Linked DNA regions of Mus musculus: region 2 is linked to region 1. The links are chromatin contacts, found by Hi-C or POLR2A ChIA-PET in ENCODE. All regions are on one chromosome and are shown on one strand. The core of a region is the stretch at or near the end of the contact, and the rest is flanking DNA. Distances in the headings are between cores, read along the strand shown.

Region 1 (4,843 bases), core at 54-2,553:
CTTTCAGGTGCTGGCAGGAGTCTCCTTACAGCTCAGCCTTGATACATTGTGACAGCTCTACTTATTTATTTTCTTTTCTCTGTCCTTTGGGGACTTCTGATCCCATGATTCAGGAGGCTTGGGGAAAGTCTGGATTTTCAGTGGACCCCCATCATTTCTGATCTAAGAGGAAGGGCTCCAAGGATCATCACCACATGTTGGCATGCCTAGCGGGCTCAGCCCATCCCAGGGCTTACAGAGCCAGGGATCTGTGCCCCCTCAATAGAGAGTGGTGAGCCTGTGGGAGATGGAAAGGTTGAACGAATAGACAGCAGGTGGTTCTTTGTTTCTGAAGAGAAACAGAAACTTAGATGAAGCCTTAACATCCCTGGTTTCTCACTGGGGAGGCTGAACACTTGTGGTCCTGGTCAGTTGGTTGAAAGATTTAGAGTTAAATGAGGCTACATCAGCTCCTAGACCTGAGGCTTGTTCTGGTTGCTCTCTATCAAGTGTGTGGAATGTCTCTAGCCAGCAACATTGTGTGTGTATCCATCTCTTCTCACTTGTTAAAGTGTAGCTTTGGTGGAAGGAACTCGGAGCCCACCGGGTTGTCATAGCATCTAGAAGCCCCACCCCCCATGACGTGGAGATAAAGCTGGTACTTGGTGGACTCAGGTAGGTAGACAGCTGTTTGAATCAGTACAGCCAAGTCTCTTGGCCATGAAAAGTGCAGAGTGTCAGCGCAGTTCTTATTTTTATTGCCTCCCTCCCCCCTCCACCAGGCTAGGGGTGCATGCCAGCTAACAGGGTAGAGGTGGCAGTTGCTTGAAGCTGTGTATTCCCTAAATGCCAACTGAGTTCAACCGGCCCTGCTTCTGAGCAGCACATGTATTGTCCGTGTGTTGGTGCTTCAAGCCCCTAAGATGGCCCCTTAGTGAGAGGATTAGAAACAAAAGCCTCTGCGGAAGGTTAGATTTTATGGGCCATCTCTTTGGGCAGGGAGACAGTATAGACGTTCCCCTGAGTCCACCTCTGCCCCCATACATGTGGTTGGGTTTAGAAGGGGCCATGGGGACCACAGCACATACTTTGAAACTGTAGATACATGTGCTTTAGTATAGGATGCTAGAGAGGTGTGTGTTAGAAGCTTTTCTACTAGGGCTCTAGACTGTTAGAAGCTAGCTTTTAAATGATTAAACTTATGACCATGTCTTGTTAATTGCAAGTAATAAATGCCTACTTAAGCCAGCATAATCAGGATTCACTTAAGGATACCCAGGGTGGTTTATGGGAACAAGAGCAGGGCCTGGTGCCAGACTGTGGGGGTGTCTCAAGGCACAAAGAGAGGACAGAGCCCTGCTGGCCCCAGGGCCTGCCAGCTTCTGCCTCTCTGTCAGCCTTTTTCTTCTCTCTGGTTGTACTTGGCCTTTTCTCTCTACTTAAGGTCTAAAGCGGCAATACCAGCTCTCTCCTAGCTGGATGGGAAGTTCTAGTACTAAAAGACACAAGTCTCAGTTCAGGTTCCTGAGAGAGACTTCAAGGATGAGACCACTACCCTGCTCCAATGGATGCAACCCACACAGGAGGAGCCAGAGGACCGAACGAAGCCCAGGGGAATCCTATTGTCGGATGAATGAACACCCTGCTACTACCTAACTTTGTTCTCATTATTTTCCTGTTTCTTTCTGGGAAGCTCCGGGCGTCTTCCGGAAGCTCATCTCGAGGGACTCATCTGTGTGTATGAACTAAACTCTTTAGTGAGGTGTGGGCTCTGCAGATGGCCCAAGAGGTCTCTGCCGCGGGGTGTCTAGACAGTAAGTCTGCCAAAGTAGCGGAACTCCCATGGACAGGGCCAGAGCAAGTGGAATGCAGGACTAGGAACATCTGGCTCATGTTCTTCTTCCAGCTGTGCTGTGAAGGGAAACGGGAGCGAGTGAGCCAATGAGGTGTGCTCTAGGCCATCCTCTCACAGATGAGACAGTTACACCAAGCCCCTCATACTTCTTACATGCAGTTCTTCAGGGATGGGTTCGCAGTATCTTCTCAGATATTTTGGCCTGTGAATCGTTGCCCCCTACCTTGTTTGCAGTGCAGAGAGCAGCTGGGAGCTTTAACCGCATAAACGAGCTAAGCCCCTCTGGTTCAAGGCGGATGCCCTACATCGCGCAACTGAAATCCTCGTCTCGTACATCAGACCTCTCTGCGCCTTTTACTGTGGCTTAAGTGTTGGATGGTTCGCTGTTGATCATGCTTTTCATTTTAATTTTCCCGATTGCTCCCAGCGATCTTCCCTTTAGGCCCACTGCCAAGCTCAGTGACAGGTATCTCGGCCCATAACCCAACCAGCATAATCCTACAATGGGGCCATTTGGTTCAGAAAAGGGGCTTATGTTCCGTAAATGCTGAGGAAATCCCCTACAGAAACTGGTCTGGTTAGCTTTGTATTGCTGGGATAAATAACCGTCACATCCAAAGGCAGTTTGGCGAGGAAAAGGTTTGTTTCAGTTACAGGTTATAGTTCATCACTGAGAGGGGAGTCAGGGCAGAAACTCAAGGCAAAGACTGAAGCAGAGGCCACAGAGGAGTGATGCTTACCAGCTTACTAGTTCCCTGTGATGCTTACTAGTTCCCTGTGATGCTTACTAGTTAGTTCCCTGTGATGCTTACTAGCTTGTTCCCTGTGGCTTCCCAGGGCCCCTGCCTTGGGATGGGACCACCCACAAGAGGGTGGGCCTCCTACACCAATTAGCAATCAAGAAAATATCTCACAGACAAGACTGCAGGACAATCTGATCTAGACAGTCCCTCAGTTGAACTTCCCTCTTCCTAGGAGACCCTGGACCGTATCAAGTTGAGAGTTGAAGCCTTGACGTAAACAGAGCAAGGAAAGTATTTGGAAATGAAGGGGTTAAGGTGGCATGTAGTCCACAGTTCACTGTGAGCTTTGTATCACTGGCCGACCACTTCCGTAGTCTTGAAACAGGTGGTAGCATCTCACTTCAGCCCTCTAACTGTCCTCAGTGGCTGCGACCTCTCTGTATGTCTGTCTGTCCAGCTAAACTGATGTTGCCTTCACAGCTTCTGTGATTGGCTTTTTTACGCCGAATCAGGGAGCTGTGACGTTCAATACCGATGGGCTCTTTGTAACTGAGCTAGGAAGGCTCACCGATGAACATGCAAAATCCATCTTGAGCGATTCTTCTATCTCAGCATGCAATCCCTAAAGTGAACTTGTAGCATCCATTTTTCCAGAGAGTTCTGGGTCAGGGCTATGGGCACGAGCACTTGTTCTCAGGTCCTGTGCCTACGTTACTCAGTGTGCCTCTCTGGAGTTCCTTTTTGTCTGCCTATTGGTCTGCTGCTTCAGTCAACCCATCCCAATATCAGGACTCAAGGTTGAGAAATTCAGTTGTCTTCTGTTATAACTTACAATCCTACCTCATGGGCTAAAAAATGAATTCTGTAAACTAAACTTCCTACGTCTGTCCAGGTCCTCCGTTGCTATATCCACGCTGCCTAGTGTGGCAGGTCCTTCATAAACGTTATTGCCTTTGTCCATGAGTGGATAGAGGAGTGGTACATGTTCTGATCTGGCTTTGCAGGGTGCAGAATCTGTTTTCCAGCCAAGTTAAGGCTGGCAGCTGCCGTTTGGAGTCCACTTTGAATACAGAAGATTGAGATTATACATCGCAAACTCAGGTCTTAGAACGGATGGCTCCGGTCTCTTCCTCTCCAGGACAGTGGCTCACAGGAGCTTTTTATTCTCTGGCATAGTTGCCCTCAGGACTGCCCACTTGCCTAATCAGCTTAAGCTCTTCCCTCTTAGACCTCTAATCCCATTTCCCCAGCCGAGAGGCAGGAGGATGGTAGTAACCTTGTCCCGCAGCTACTAAAAGATGCTATCTCCCTGCGCACACACAAAAAAAGTACTTATCTTTTTCCCTGCAAAAGGATGATTAAGAAGAAATTTAATATTCGTGTATTCCTTTTATCTTTCTGTGATATTTCTTCATGTCTTGTAGTGTAGTCAGGAGAGGGACAGGCTTTTTTCTTTTTTTGTTTTTTAATCGTAGCCATTGCTGATTCTATTCTGCTGATTTTCAGCATCCTAACCACAGGAGGCTTGCTCTCCCATGCTTGCTCGCATCTTACCAGCACATTATGGACCCTGGTTGCTTAGAAGGGGAGACAACAGTAAAAATGAAGCCACCTTGGATATGTGCTATTTTCCAGATAAACAACCAGATTAGCTTGAGATGGTCGCGTTTCAGGTATTTGCTCACCACGGCCTTGTCTGGATGCCTGCAGGTCAAACTTTGCTATTGGTTTTATTTCTCTGTAATTTACAAGTACAGAAGGGGCTGCACCAAGGAGGAGCCCATCACAGTCCACTTATAAACAGGCAGCCAGTCCTGATGCTTTCGTGTCCTGCTGTATGTGCTAATGAAGGCCCAAGAAGTGCTAATGAAAGGGAGGAAGATTTAACCAGAACCTTCCCAGGCTCCTCATAGCTGCCTGTCCAGCCATAAGGGGCTTCCCTATGCCCCCCCACACACCCCGCTTTTGTGGCTGGGTTTGAATGTCTGCTGGTAGATGTCTGTGCCTTAGAGAGTGCAGGTGCACCTGTCATTCTTGGAAATTCCTGTGTGTCTGAGGCACCAGGTCCCAGCTCACAGATCCCGTCATCATTTTGTCCTCTGTTTCTGAAGACCAGTCCTAAACAATGCATCTTAAAAATTGAAGAGGAGTTATTGCTTGTTAAAACAAAACAAAACAAAACAAAACAAAACAAAGGCCCAAATGCTAAAAGCCTTCTTTATGTCTGGTTGCAGATGAAAAGATTCAAGCACAACCAGCCCTAGGT
Region 2 (4,739 bases), core at 1,788-4,287, 43 kb before region 1:
TTAAGCAGTTCGTACTGCCCAGTTTGAAAAATGGCTCATGTGGAATTCAGAGCAGGTGGCTTCACAGAACAAATTGTATCCTGCACGTCAAGACGACCAACATTAAGTAAACCATTCTCGTTTGAAAACATTAATTCAAGACCCTGACTTTGACCCTGGCACCAAGCTCCTATGTCACCATAGCGTAGATGACACCTCTCCAAGGAGTGCTGACTTTACTCTTCAACATCAGGGTAGACATGGATGCTGCATTCCACCCATTATCTTCAGTTCTTTTCTGGTACCTTCTCTAGGAAACAACATATTAAAGACAATCACCAGCACTGAGCACTGTCCCCTCAGGAGGTCACTTCCTTAGTCTTCTCCATTGGTGGCTAGCGTGAGGGAATGGGGACCAACCATTCCTATCCATGCTAGAGGCGCAGCTGTATTGCTCAGTAACTGACAATTCTCCACTCTGGGTGCACCACTCACTCTGGGCTGAGCGAGCTTAAATGAAGGCAGTTGATGCAATCACACTCAGCCCAGCTAGCAATCAATGGGCTTTCAGTTAGCCATTTCTCTTCATGCTCACAGGACAGAAGCTAGCAAGTAGAGCCACAACCGGAAAGGAAAGAGACATGGCCTCCCTCCTATCTACGCACAGTCAAAAGCAATCACTTCTCTCCCCACCCCACCCCCACAGAAGATGCCAGGCTGATGCCCAGCCTGCCTGGCTCTTATTTATATTCAAGAATGCACAAGGCAACCCCACCCTCCATTTCTCTCCGCTTCACCCTCAGTGAGCCAGGGAAATAGAAGCTTGTCTTTATTAAATATTTGAGGAAGACCCCTGTCCCAGATAAACACGGCTGAGTGAAGGGTTGTGGCTTCATTCCACCATGCCCCATTTCAAGCACAATTATCAACTAAACATGGATGGTTTGAGACACCCATAATGTGTTTTTTTTTGTTTTTTTTTTTGTTTTTGTTTTTTTATTTTACAATTTGATCCATTTTCCTAGTGTGCTTTGTTCTTCATTTTTCTCCTGCCTCTTCCCTGCTCGCCTCCTTGGCCTGGAAGTGCTTAAATTCACTTTCCACAGAATATCACCAAGCACCAGCAGTACTGGCTGCGCTGTGTAGCCCTATCAACTTGACACAAGCTGACACCAGTTGAGAAAATACCTCCATAAGATTGGACTGTAGGCAAGCTTGTAGTGCATTTTCCTAGTGACTGATGGAGGAGGGCCCAGTCCATTGTGAGTGGTGTTATTCCTGGGCCCATGATCCTGGCTGAGTAAACCAGTAAGTAGCAATCTTCCATGGCCTCTGCAATCAGCTCCTGCCCTCAGGTTCTCTCCTGGCTTGGCTTCTCTCAGTGGGCTGTGATTCAGGATATGTAAGCCAAATAAACCCTTTCCTGTTCAAGTTGCCATTGGTCATGGTGTTTCATCACAGCAGTAGTAACCCTAAGACACTTGCTCACCAGATTGTAAATGGGTCAGTGAAGAGCCTGGTCTACTGATGGCTATTCAGTTGCCTGCACTTGTTTAAATGTAAAAGCTATCTTTTCGTCAAGAGTCACAATTAGGCAATCTTGGAAAAGGATAGTCCTTCGTGGCTTATGGGATATGCTGTGAGCTAGTATTTCAGGCGATTTCCCTCTTTTAAAGTCTGCACTTGAGATCTTACATTCCTGATCCTCTTGGGATCACTGGCTGGTGTTACCATGTCCAAGTTCAAGTATGCACATTGTCTTAATGGATTTGTATTCTACAATAAACGAAGCTGATGCGATGGCTCATCTCTGTAATTCCAGCACTCAGGAGCTGTGACAGGAGTATTACCTCGAGTTTGGGACCACCCTAGGCCGATTGGGACAATGAACTTCTTGTTGGTAGAGGGTTGCTCTGTCCCAGGTTTAGAATCCTCCAGGCAGACCTAATAAATATTCAGCAGGCGCTCGGACAGCCCAGCCCCAAGTGCGCCCTTTGCATACATATCCATTCCAGCTACCCCTTCACAAGCAGTTTTACTTGGTAATTTACAAATGTTCTGGCTGAACTCTACACCTGCCAGTATTTCAGCAATTAGCTTAGGATGCAAAATGATTTCTAAGTTAAGGTTCTGGACATGTAAAATCAAGAGAGCCCGATCATCTTCGGGCACCACAGCTCTGATAGCCAACGAATAACATCACAAACCAGGGCAAGCCCTTTGGCATCTTACCGGGTTATTACGACTGTCATACAAATCTATATAATAAGCAGGTGAACTGCAGGTCAAAGATCGAAGGGATGTAAGAGAGCCGGCAATCAGTTATTCAAAACCGCTCCCTTTTACCGACTCGGAACTGAGCGAGGGTTAGGGTTTGGGCATTTTAGTGGCATAAACGACTAGAATGACATTTTGGTCAGGTGAAAGGTTAAACGGGAAAGAGGCTGATAAAAAGCCAGCAAACCCCCCACCCCCAAATGCCTGTGGGTCCAGGTAGCTAGACAAGGAGCTACCTCTGTACCTGCTAAGGTGGCATGGGGGTGGGGGTGGGGAGCGCTCCGTGCCGGGTTCCTTCGGGGCACAACTTCCATCCCAGAAAGAGGAAAGCATGAGCAGAGAAGCGTGAGTGGGTGGAGGAAGGTGGGGAGAGGAGGAGGCCCGGCACCACGAGCGGAAGGAGAGGAGGAGAAAAAAGAGGGAGGAGGAAGCAGAGGAAAAGGGAGGAAAAAGAAGCGGGCGGCGGAGGAGAAGGACCCGCCCCTCCCGGCTTCTTCCTGGGCTGGGCATCTCCAGGGCCTCTCCCCGACCGCCGCCCTCGGCAGTTGGCGGGGCTCACAGGGGCCCCCCAGTCTGCGTGTCCAGCTCTGTGCAGCGGAGCGCAGAGGCCCAAGGCTCGCCCGGCGCGCGTCCCCGTCCCGCGCGCTCCTACTCCAGGCCGCGCGCGCGCGTGCACACATACACACGCTAGCTCTCCGGGCATGCGCAGTGGGCGGCGCCGCTCCGGGCCGCCTCTTGCCGCCGCGAGTAGGAAGCGCGAGCGCCGGGCGCCGGGCTGTCAGTGAGCGTGGGGCCAGCCAGCGAGCCAGAGAGCCGGAGAGAGCCAGAGAGAGCGGCTCGGCTCCCAGCTCCGAGTAGCGCAGCGCCCGCCCGGCTCTCCCGGGCCACCGCCGCCACCACCGCACCTCATCAGCACCGCCACCTCGGCCGCCGCCCCCGCCCACCCCGGCCCTCCCCGGCTGCTGCTCCCCGGCGGAGGCAAGAGGTGGTTGGGGGGAACCATGGCTGACGTTTACCCGGCCAACGACTCCACGGCGTCTCAGGACGTGGCCAACCGCTTCGCCCGCAAAGGGGCGCTGAGGCAGAAGAACGTGCATGAGGTGAAAGACCACAAATTCATCGCCCGCTTCTTCAAGCAACCCACCTTCTGCAGCCACTGCACCGACTTCATCTGGTAGGTGCGCGCGGCAGCCCTGGGGACCCAAGAGCCACCTTTGCCCCGGGGCTCAGGTCTGCTTGTCCCCGGGACTTAAGCTCGGGGACGTCTCTGAGCCCCGGCGCGTCCTTACTCTCAGGGCCAGGACTCCTCCGAGAACTTAGAGTGCCTGGCCGGAGTCCGAACTCTCGCCAGGAGTGACAGGCGCGCACCCACGCGGGACACTCCCTGGAAAGTGGCCCGGCGCTGCCACGCATGCCCTGGTGCCCTGAAGGGACGCTTGGCTCTGCACGGGGTGACTCGGATGAGGGGGAAGGTCCCCTCGCCTCTCCTAGGGCGCACAGGTCTTCCCTGTCACCAAGCGGAGCGGTCAATGGGCCTGATGGGAGCGAAGGGACAGGAAAGAGAGATTGCTGGAGTCAAAGTGGCCCCAGGACGCGCAAGAAACACGCCCGGGAGTAGCGGGGAGCCGCGGCGCGCCGCTCCAAGTTGCTGGCGAGCCAGGCTGGGCGCGTTCCGGGGAGTGTTTGTGCCTCGCGTCGGGCTGGGACTCCGCTGGAACCTTGGGTCCCTGCCTACTGTAGGCTGTTTCTACTGGGCACGGAGACTTTGACTTTTCTGGCCGAGCCCAGAGTGGGGAGAGAGGGGAGGGAGAGAGATGGAAGGCAGCAAACTGTTGAAAGCTTGCCGTGGGGGAGGAGGGCTAACCCGGCAGGCAAATGGCAGAGGGCAGAGGGAGTCATTTAAAATAGACCCTGTCAACAGGAGATTAAACCTGTAACCCAGTTGATGAGGACAGAGGGCTTATTTAAGAAAAATACTGTAATGGCTAAAGGTGTCCGCGCTCAGGTGATTTCCACTGAACGCCAAGCGTTGGCAACTGAGGGGCTTGATAAAAAGAAGGGTTCAGGGATCTATCTCTCTGGAGCCTGTGAAATTAGGTAAAATTGGATTTATGCAGATTTATGTTTTTCTTTTTAAATTTTTTTTGTGAGAGAATTACAGCTTTCATCAGATTTACAAAATGTCAGTCCCCCCCACCCCCATCATATCTTAGAAATCGTCCCCCTCCCACGACTTTGAACACCAAGTGTCAGCTTTTCCTGGGGATACCCTGACTCTTTTGTCCATGTGTTTGGAGTAAGAAGTACCTTAGAAGCAAGAACTATGGCCAGGGCTCCTTAGCTCCCTCCTGGGCAGGGAGCTGCAAGGGGCGAAGCGCACCTAGACACCAAGCAGTCAGCCTTATACATAATGGGGTATCCTAGTGGCTATAGGACAGATGGTGCTGAATCCAGGCCACCCAGAGAAGAGAATTAAAAGGGGA

The links. A loop is a pair of places that touch in the nucleus more often than their neighbours do. ChIA-PET counts read pairs that join two places held with the same protein, here RNA polymerase II (POLR2A).
Region 2: a map of gastrocnemius shows a loop between it and region 1 (2.6-fold over the local background). The contact joins the promoter of Prkca here to the enhancer-like site in region 1. A Hi-C loop is called at or near these places in 4 of 37 maps with a recorded cell type or tissue (gastrocnemius, heart and left cerebral cortex). POLR2A ChIA-PET finds 5 or more read pairs at or near these places in 1 of 5 experiments (Patski).

What each region holds. Positions count from the first base shown.
Region 1 is chr11:108,297,106-108,301,948 of GRCm38, reverse strand. All of the region lies in intron 2 of Prkca (protein kinase C, alpha), which reads left to right. Among named protein-coding and RNA genes, the nearest start is that of Prkca, 44 kb to the left of the region's middle. Within about 2 kb of position 1,303, at least 1 of the 3 ENCODE cell types and tissues checked has a DNase peak (open chromatin) inside an H3K27ac peak, as active enhancers do; it is gastrocnemius, where a contact is called at or near this core.
Region 2 is chr11:108,342,186-108,346,924 of GRCm38, reverse strand. Prkca (protein kinase C, alpha) reads left to right here and starts at 3,037. Exons shown (of 17, transcript NM_011101.3): 1 at 3,037-3,430. The coding sequence starts at 3,258.